Linked DNA regions of Homo sapiens: region 1 is linked to region 2. A link is a loop called in an ENCODE intact Hi-C map of the cell type or tissue named here. Cell type or tissue: heart right ventricle. All regions are shown on one strand.

The links. Hi-C counts contacts between places; a loop is a spot of excess contacts. Peaks named below come from ENCODE experiments on the same cell type or tissue, not always from the same donor. Only the 100,000 strongest peaks of a DNase experiment are listed, where the experiment ranks them.
Region 1: a loop joins it to region 2, with 3 times the contacts of the local background. A loop is called at or near these places in 12 of 110 quality-filtered maps.

Annotation. Positions count from the first base shown.
Region 1 is chr9:131,835,414-131,840,413 of GRCh38, forward strand. No RefSeq gene overlaps it. Among named protein-coding and RNA genes, the nearest start is that of RAPGEF1, 98 kb to the left of the region's middle. RefSeq lists an enhancer at 2,247-2,785. In heart right ventricle, a CTCF peak has its summit at 2,096 (motif pointing right); DNase peaks (open chromatin) are centred at 4,241 and 4,398; H3K27me3 peaks cover 2,805 bases.
Region 2 is chr9:132,233,783-132,238,782 of GRCh38, forward strand. All of the region lies in intron 5 of NTNG2 (netrin G2), which reads left to right. Among named protein-coding and RNA genes, the nearest start is that of NTNG2, 74 kb to the left of the region's middle. In heart right ventricle, CTCF peaks have their summits at 2,791 (motif pointing left) and 3,005; DNase peaks (open chromatin) are centred at 2,779 and 3,977; H3K27me3 peaks cover 824 bases.

The sequences.
Region 1 (5,000 bases), 400 kb before region 2:
TGTGTTTTCCCTTTACTTGGAGCGGATGCAAAGTTCGGAGGCTGTCCGGGGCCCTCCTCTCTCCCCCTCCCCCAGACGCTCAGCCTTAGGCCTTCTGCAGGGTGTGGAGCCTGCGGGATCCTGGGCCTTTAATGGGGGCTCCAGACCCTCCCTCCACAGCCACACAACTTTGCCAGTGATGCTGGGAGCCGGGAGAGGGCCTGGGGTTTGTGCAAGCCAGATTCAGACTCACGCGATCTCCCCAACTCCGGCCCGGGGACTTGGGGCTTCTCTGTCCTCTCTCCTCCCTGCACACCCAGCCTCTGGGAAGGCGCAGGCCAGCTGCACGGTGTTGGAATTCCACCTCCTCTGCTGAAGGAGGTGCTGGGTGTGCCAGGCACGTGGGGCCCTCGGGTGTCCACAGCTTCTGGGACCCCCCTGATAGTTTCCCACGGATTTTCCCAACTCTGACTTCTCTTGGTCAAACCCTACTTATGTTTCCAGGCTCATTTCAAATGCCACAACCTCCAAGAAGCCCTCTTGGATGTCCAGACAAGGGCACACGCTCCCCCTTCTGAATTCCCTATGGCCTTCTGTCTCTTCCTTCCTGGTACCCTCCTGACCCCACCTGACAGGACGTGTCCTGAAGGAAGAAGCAACGCAGCTCTGGAGCACGCAACCCTGGGGTGGAATCCGCCTCCTCTACTTTTTTTTTTTTTTTTGAGACAGGGAGTCGCTCTGTCGCCCAGACTGAAGTGCAGTGGCACGATCACGGCTTACTGCAGTCGGCCTCCTGGGCTAAAGCAACCCGCCTGCCTCAGCCTCCCAAAGCGCTGGGACTATAGGCGTGAGCCACAGCGCCCGGCCTACGCCTCCTCTACTTCTTAGCTTGTGATCTGGGGCAAGTTTCTTATCCACTCCAAGCGTCAGTTTCTCTATCAGTGAAAGGAAAAAATAACACAGTCTTCCCTCCTGGGTTCCTGTGAGGATTCAGTGAAGCGAGAGTGATCTACACGTGGGAAGCCCTAACCCCGTCCTCGTCCTCGGTAGCGTGGTGCTCGTCCTCCTGGGAGGAGCCCGGCGAGGCCCTGTGGCTGAGACTCGGGCACCTGGCTCTGCTCTGGCCCCCCTAGAAGACCCTGACGCCTAGTCTCTGGATTCAGACCTCGCCTGCAAAAACAACGTGACCACATCAGCTCAGCCTGCACCACCAACTGCTCTGAGATGAGGCGTGAGGTTCCCTTTGGAGGTAACTCTGGGGAAACGAGAGTGGCGGCCGGTGTCACAGGGCCACCTGCACATGCCCTGAGGATCACCGCACCTGCCCGGAGCTGGCTGGATGTTTTGGAGGACCCAGGACACAGCAGGCGAGCGCTGGCACCCACAGACCCCCTTTCTCTCATTTCACGTCCCTGGGCTGCAGAGGGAAGGACCCTCTGGCCTGGGCAACATAGTGAGACCCCATCTCTACAAAAAAATTAAAAAATTAGCCGGGCATGGTGATGCATGCCTGTAGTCCCAGCTACTCGGGAGGCTGGGGCGGGAGGATCACTTGAGCCTGGGAGGTCAAGGCTGCAGTGAGCCATGATTGCACCACTGCACTCCAGCCCGGGTGACAGAGCAAGACCCTGTCTCCACCACCAAAAAAAAGGCCCTCGTTAGTTTACTTGGGAGGAGCTGGGCCTGCCGTGAGCTGGGCAGGCATAGGCCCTGTCCTGGTGCTCACTGTTCTGGGGTGGGGGAGCAGATGAACAGGTATAAATTCTACTATGGGGGGGTATGGGCTCTGATGGCCATGGGGGGCGGGTGTCTAATCATGGACTGCTTCCCGGAGGAAGGTGCATTTGAGTCTGACACATGTGCAGTTAGTGGGAAAGTGGGATGGGCTGGATGATCTGAGCCCTGTTGGGGAGAAGCAGGAGCTGGAGCAGCCTGGCATCTTTGAGCATCTGAGGTCCAGCCTAGGACCCGTCAGGGCATAGCCAGGAGCAGGGGCAGGGGCAGGGATTGGCAGGACGGAGACCAGGTCAGGCTGGGCGGTGCCCCTGTCTGCATTGTGGCTGCTGCAGGCTGATGGCGGGAAGAGGCAGTGGGACTCGAGTGGCCACTGGGAGGCAGGGCAGGGGTGCTCAGGTGAAACATGGCAGCAGCCCTCTCTGGAGTTACAACCGAGGGCTGGAGACAGGCAAGGGATTCTGGAGAGTACAAGGAGCCAGACTGCTCGTGACATGTGGGGTCTGGGGAAGGGACGGGAGCGGGGGCCTGGGCTCCATGTCTCTATTGCCCTCCTGCCTTCCTGGCCCGGCCAGGGGAGCCTGGGCTGGGGCTGATCGTGACCTTGCCAGTCTGTGCCTGGGCTTGCGGACTGTTAGCCCGGGAACAGCCTGCACATCTTGAGTGTCTGTCAGCTTTTTCTGGGAGAAAGATTCCCAAGCAAGCCCTGGACACCCCCAGAATGTACAAGTCTCTGCTCTGTTCCCAGCTCCTGCTGTCTCCCCCAAAACACACAGCCCTCTGCTCTGTTCTCAGCTCTGGGTGTCCCCTCTGCTCCTGCCATCCCCCACCCTCACCTTAGATCAATCACTGTCCTGAGCTTCTCTAAACACTCCGTGTTGCTTCGAAGGGCGTGGGACCTCACTTCTCAGCAGTGTGACTCGAGTTTGCCCCTGGACATCTCCGTTTCCTCCTCTGGGAAGTGGGCTCACGGCAGTCCCGTCCCCATGCAGGGCTGCTGTGCAGATGGAATGGGAGGAGCAAGGCAGGCCCTGGGTCAGCGCCTGGCTCTGGACTTATCAGGACCATAAATAGGGTTCCTGGTGGTCGCTGTTTTATTCGTGGACTGCTGGCTTACGAGCTGCCCTGAGTGACGCGTGGGGTGACGCTGCCAACACCTGGCTACAGAGGTCCCTTCAGGGAGGACAGGAGAGCCTTGTGGTGAGGAAGCCTCTTTGGAAAGTGAGACTCAGTCATCAGAGCTCACCGTGCAGATGACAGGCTTCCGGGGCTGGACCTGGGGCGGGGGGGGGGGGCGTCAGGCGGACCCCCATCCCCAAGGGGCCCAGCTCGTCCTGAGGGGGCAGCCACGGCCCCTTTTCCAAGCTCCCCCAAGGATCCGCGGGTGGCCTCAGCCCCGCCCACCTCACCCTCTCTCCCGGCCTGACCCTTCCCCACTCCTCAGCCTCTGGTTCTGCTCTCAGCAGATGCCCCTGCTCAGCCTTCCAGAGCCCCTCCCATATTAGCGTCTTCCTGGGAGCACTGCTGTGCAGCTCCATGCCCGTCCCACCTTCTAGGCCAGAATTCATTCATTCATTCAGTCGTTCAGCACCACTGCCTGAGGGCTTACCTTGAGCAGGTCCCACGCTGGCTGACACCAGCACGCCGGAGGCCCCGGGCTGAACACACAGCGCCACCCACCGAGCCTGAGCAACGTTTGCTGCCGTCAGTGAAGCCCCCAGGCAGGGAGGCCACTGCAGGGAGGACTGAGCGGGCCTCGAGGGAGTGAGTGGCTGGGAACAGAGGGGTGCAGCCTTCCCAGGGAGGGGACAGGGTGTGGAGAGGGAGAGGGGGCTGGGGAGAGGTGAGCAGGCGTCTCCCGCTGTCTGAGGAGCTGGAACCTGGTCCGATCCAGAGGGCACCCTGGCATGGTCCGACCCAGGGGGTGCTTCTGCCGTGGGCTTCGAGAGGGCAGGGAGAGGGGAGGGGAGCTGCAGATCCCCTGGCTCCAGGCCATAAGGACCTGATCTCAGGTGGGGCTGGGGGGCACTGAGCAAACTGAGAACCACTCCCAGGCCTGGGTGAGGGAGCCAGGAGTCTGGGGTCTGGCCTGCCCAGCGTCCACAGCCCACTTTGCCAGGGAGGCCCAGGGCTGGTGAGGACCCAGCCGAGGTCCTGCCGCCACCCCAGCTGCAGCTGAGCTTGGAGAGGAAACCAGGTGCCGCTCGGGGACGTCGCTGCTCTAACTGCCCGCAAGGGGTGCTTCCGGGGCAGGCCTGGCCAGGACAGGGCGAGGAGGCCTCTCTGGAGGTCATGGGGACCCTGTGTCTTCTCTTCCTTCACACGCCTGGGCCTGCGACCTCACAGAGGCCACAGCATGCCCTGTCCGTCCTCACCAGCTGCAAGCAGGAGGCGGCCTGGCCGTAACACCGGCCTGGGAAGGCCGAGCACATTTGAGCAGCCTCATGGAAAGTTCTGGGGTTTATGACAACAGATTATCTGGTGGTGACAGCAGATCTGGGATGGTGCTTCCTGCCCACCGCCTTCTCTCTCTTTGAAAACAAAACCACCCACACATTTTGAAAGCTGGGCCCCTATGGTGGGTTCAGGATAGAGCCAACCCTGAACTCATGGGGAGACTTGTCCCACAGAAATGACGAAGATTCTTCCAGGAACAGACTCAGCCTTCTCTTTCCACCTGAGGGACACTCAGTCTCAGCCTGGAAACCAAAGATGGGGCTGGGCGGGTGCTGCGGTTTAGGCTGAATCATCGTCATAGCTGTGACCAATTGTAACAACAACAAAAACAGCAGCAGCAGCAGCAGCAGCTCATTTTTCTCTAACAGGCTTGTTGCATCTGCACTAAGTCAAGGTATCATTCCTGTCAAGGAGGCTTCCAGCCTGTGCTTGTTTGCTTCTCTTGATGGGGACCTCACTACCTCGGGCAGCTATGTATGTCCCCCAGGCGTGTGTCCAGTGTCCTGCTGGGGGCGCTGGCCCCCAATGTGCCCCTTTTGCTTTCAGACAGCCAGGACGTTGGGCTGCAACAGCCTAAACTGGCTCTGGCGTCTTACACAGCAGAGGAACTGGAGGGAGAGCTGAAGCTATTGGAATCCACGGGGAGGCAGGGAATGGTGGAAGCCACAGCCAGTGGGGCAGCTGGAACCACAGCCCAGAGCCAAGCTAAATGTGCACTCTCAATGATCTCCATTTGCCCAAAATTCGAAACCAGAAGGAAGCATTTGATTGGCTGAGCCAGGCACAGGCCCCGCCCTGGCTGCTAAGGGTAGAGGTGGCGGGAAGGGGAG
Region 2 (5,000 bases):
TGAGATGGAGGCTGTTATTTTCCTAGTCCCACAGGTGAGGGGATCGAGGCTTAGGAAGAAGCAGCTGGATTTTATGATATGTAAATTACACCTCAATCAAGCTGTTTCAGAAGAAAAAAGGGGCAGCTGCTCAAGGTCTCAGAATTATGGAGAGGCACGGGCAGGATTTGAACTCAGGGCTCGCCAACTCAGCCACCCAAAGCTATTGTCCTGAGGCCTCCAGGGGCTATGAGGTAGAGCTATCTTTTTTTTTTTTTTTTTTGAGATGGAGTTTCGCTCTTGTCGCTGAGGCTGGAGTGCAATGGAGCAATCTCAGCTCACTGCAACCTCCGCCCCCCCAGGTTCAAGCAATTCTCCTGCCTCAGCCTCCCGAGTAGCTGGGATTACAGGCACCTGTCACCATGTTCAGCTACTTTTTGTCTTTTTAGAGAGACAGGGTTTCACCATGTTGGTCAGGCTGGTGTTGAACTCCTGACCTCAAGTGATCCACCCGCCTCAGCCTCCCAAAGTGCTGGGATTCCAGGCGTGAGCCACCGCACCCGGCCAAGTAGTGCTGTCTCCAAGGCCTGGCTTGCAGGGCTTCCCAGTTCCAAAGGAGCAGACCGGGCTTCCATGGGGCCTTGGCACAGCACACAGGCCATGGCGAGAACTTGCTTCCCACACACCTGAGTGTGTCCCTGGGCAGCCAAGCCAGGACTCTCTCCCTCCCCAAGACCCTGGTCCCTGAAAGATCCTGAATACCCCCGAGTGCCTCCCAACAGGTGCTTCGGGCTCTTTGAACAGAGTCCAGCTGGGCCTCTGAACTCCTGGGCCAGATGTTTCTCCCGCCTGCCAATGTCAAGCTGTCTGGAGGACAGCGCTGCGGGCGGAAAACGCCGCTGGAGACACTAATCCTTTCCTGGGCTGGGCCACGGAGGATGGAGGGAGACAGGCTCTGAAGCAAATGCCTTCAGGGCTGGCTTTCTCATGGCTCTAATTAAGCCCTTGCCAATTTGGGCCTGGCGGCCTCATCTTCCCACTGAACATCATATTAAAGTCAATTCATGTCCAAAGCTCCCCGCTCCCAGCTGGAAAGTCTTCCGCACTTGTTAGCTGGTAGCTTTTCCTTTTCTTTCCCCACAGCCACCGTTGTGTATAATCCCTTCAAGAAGCGGAAAACAGCAGCGCTCCCCTGTCCCTCTGGGTTTGTCCTTTGAAATTTGGGCACAGGGCAGTTCTTTGCCAGCCCTGCCTGCCTGCCTTGCTGGCTGTGTGTCCCGTTAGTCTACGGGCTGAGCGTTGTGTCACTGGTTCATGCTGGGGTCCCTGGTGAAAATGGGCCAGGCCAGGGGTCAGGAAGGTAGAAGGGCAGTGATCAGGGAAGCAGGTCAGATGCTGGGGAAGGCTCCGGTCCCTGGATTGCGGCTGGACAGGAAGGACACCTTCCAGGACACTTCTGGACACATGTAAGATCTTGGCCGGAACACATGTCCCACTTCGCAGCCATTAGCCAGAGACATCAGCTCAGAGAGGTCTGGGCCCAGAGGCGGGACCTGGTCTAGCTCTGTCCTTCAGTCAGAACGGGGACGGCACAGGGAGTGTAGAAGGGTCTCGCTGAAGAATATGCAGATTCTCAGGCATGGGTTCACCTCTCATCTATCGGGCTTTAAGTCTGCATGTGCCCTCCACAGGCTGAAATAGTGTAGATGCTGCCTATGTAGTAGATTTGGACCCAATTCCTTTGGCCAGTGTAGACAGAGCCTCTCCTTATAGTGCTGCTGCTTCTAAGGGGCCTGTGGGGTGCGGGGCTGTGATGCCTCAGTATGTACCCAGCTTCCCTCAGCACCACCCCCTCGCATAACTTGGTTTCTTCTCTTCTTCCCCCCAAGAGTGGACCAGGCCATCTACGGCTGCCCCTCTCTCGAGCAGGTGGTCCCAGGTGGCCTCCCGTGCAGAAGGTATGGGGGGGCAAGGCCTGTGATGGGCCTGAGACCCCGGGGAAGCGCCCTCTTAGACTCGTAGGCCCCTCCCTCTGTAGTGGAAGTAGCAGGTGTGCATGGTGGGGACCTGAGGTTGGAGGGGGGCCGCAGGAACCAACTGAGGGCACGGGTGTAGAATGTCGGTGCCTGGGGAGCTCTAGGGCACAGTGGTGAGGGAGCGGCCTGGTAGAGCAGGTCTACCAGCTCTGCCCCCAAGCTCACCTGCTTCAAGAGGTTCCATGTGGCACCCCCACGCCAAGCCCTTCCACCAGCACTCCCTCCGAGGGCTTCGGAGTCTGGTAGAGGCCCCGCCTCCCACGACAGGAACCCCCCTCTCCAGCTGCCCTTGCTCACAGGACACCTGGGCAGTTGCTGGATCAGAGAGTCAGAGGGGGCTTCCTGCAGGAGCGGGGGCCATGAGACCTCGGAGGGTGGACTGTGGTGGGTGAAGGGAGAAGGCAGCACATTCCAGGCCGCAGGGCCAGCCGGGGCAAAGGCTTGGCAGTGGGATGGCAGGGAGCCTGACAAAGTGGAAAATGTGTGGGTTAAAGGAGGGAGGGCGGGGTCCTGGAAGACACTGACATCCTCCTGCTACGTGGGAGGAGACACAGGGCTCATCTGTAGCCATAGACAGACATGCCAAGGAAACGCGCAGGCCTGCCCGACTCTCCAGAAGGGAAATTGTCCCTGGCCCCAGCTCACCAAGCCTGGGTGGGGAATTAGGGCCTGAGGTCTAGGGAACAGGTGAGCTGTTCCTTCCAGCTCACATGTTCAAATTTCCTCCAGCCCCAGCTCTGAGCAGCGAGCAGGGCTTTGAGCGCCCTCTACTGGCAGGAAGCTCTGGCGCTGGAAGCATGTTTAGAGAGGGTCTGAGGCTCGGTTCCTAGAAACCTGGAGGACCTGGGCCTGGTGTCCTCTGTGGTGATGGAGACAGAGCTGGCGGGAGCCATCGCTTCCCTACCCTGGGCCAACCAGGGCACCACAGACCCCCAGAGGGAAGCCAAGGTAGTGACGATCCCGGGACAGTGGCCTGCTCACCCACAGATAGGGCGTTGGGGTCCCAGCGGGATTCTGGGCAGTGGAAGGCAGGTGCCGTCCGTGTTCCTGGCTTGACAGCACTTGCGAGTGGGACTCCAGGGACAGCGAAGGATTCACTTCGGCTGGAGCAGGAAGAGTGTTTCAGAAAGGAAGGGAGATGCCAAAGTCCTTAAATGCCAAGTTTAGTCTCTGGGTTTGATGCTCCAGGAAGTTTGGAGAGGCGGTGGGGAGAGCAAGAGACGGGCGTGGTGTGCAATGTGATGTCAATCTATCTAAAAACAGTTTGGCTTCCAAGAAGGTCTTAGCAGGGCGCGGGGGTGTCAGGGGTTACAGAAGTCATTTGGAGGATTAATCCAGCCAGATGTGTCCATGGTCTCAGAGAGGGGACCAAGGGCAGGGCTGATTTGCAAGCTTGGGATGTGCTGTGTTTCCTTCAGGAAGGGGCCCCACCTCCCTGGGCTCTTCGAGGAGAGGGGCTGTGTGATTTGAGGCCAGAGGGGCCTCTCCCTCCCTCACATCTGAGCAGGCGACAAGGCTGCCTGCCCTAGAGCTGGCCCAGGGCGGCTCGGAAGCCTTTGCTGGGCTCTTCCCTGGGCAGTGGGACCATGACAGACGAAAGAACCTGTTTCTCATCTCTCCAAGCTGTGGGCACCCCTGCCGCTGCCCCTGCCCCTGCCAAGGGCTACAAACTTTTCCAGCTCAAGCCCAAATCTCCTCAAGTGATGCCTATTGAAGAATTCCAAGGTAAGAGGATGGACCTGGGGCCCCATCAGCCCTCCCTGACACCTGTTCCCCATCCGCCGCTGGAAAAAGACGGTGCAGGATAGAGGACCGATGCCTGGCTCCGAAAACCCTCCTGGAGTAGCTGGGTCAAGGTTAAACTGAGTCTCTCTTCCCTACAGGCCTCCCTCCCCAAGGGAGCTGGGAGCAGGTATGAGTCAGAAGCCAACTTGGGCACAGTGGGCAGGCCACACAGCAGGCAGAGCAGATGCCAGAAATAGCCCATCCCGGCTCCCCTGGGAGGTGTGGCCCTGGGGCTCGTGTTGGTTGAAGCAGAATCTGGGACACACGGGTCACCGATGCTGCTCTTTGGGACACTTAGAGGATGCCTCATCTCCTCATTATCTCTGGAGGGACAAAGTGAAGGGGGCAGGACTAGGTGGCCCACAGGTGGGAGTGCCCACCATCTCTCCTGGGCACAGGCTGTTTCTCTAGTCTCCCATGCCCTTGACCACTGGGTCAGTCCCTCATCCCATCACAAAAGGGAAGCTGGGTCCTCTAGAGATACACAGATGGTGTTTCAAGAGGGTGGCCGTTGTCCTTCCTTGTTCGGGGGCAGCCACATTGGCTTTCTTGCTGGAGGGTGGGTGGGTGGGTGAGTACTGTGTCCCTTCGTAGGAACATCAAGGGATGCCCCCCCATTCTTAGGGATGGTGACCTTCCTCACCAAATCCTCCATTGACAATGTGGGATTCACCTCCAATCCCTGAGAGCCTTGCCCCAGGCAGTCACGGGCTTGTCTGGTCCTTGGAGCGGAGCTGGTTAGGCAGGGGTCAGCCTGAGAACCACGTAGGGGTGGGGTGCAGGAGGCGGCAGGACATGGTGGTGGTGGTCCTTGGTATGAAACCATGTGCTTCCAGGAGCAGCGAGTCAGAAGCCGGGCCAGGACCAGGGGGAGGCATGCAGGTTCCCAGGGCTCCTGCTTTAAAGTGGCACTCACTCTTAGCATCCTGCAAAACAATCAAACTTGCAGAAAGCTCAGGCTAATAAGAAAGGGTCTGGCAGGTGGGCGTTTTCCTCCCAGCCATCTTCCAAAGCAGCATGGGCAGGAGCTCCTGGCCCATTGCATCTTGTCCAGCGTCCATCCATGCATTCATCTACCCGAGGATACCACGGCGAGCGCCGTGAACCCAGGCGTCGCCCTCCCCCAGTGCACAGCCAGGTGGCATGACCCTGCCCTCCTTGCATGAATCACTTTCTAATCACCCCGGCATGTGGGCATCC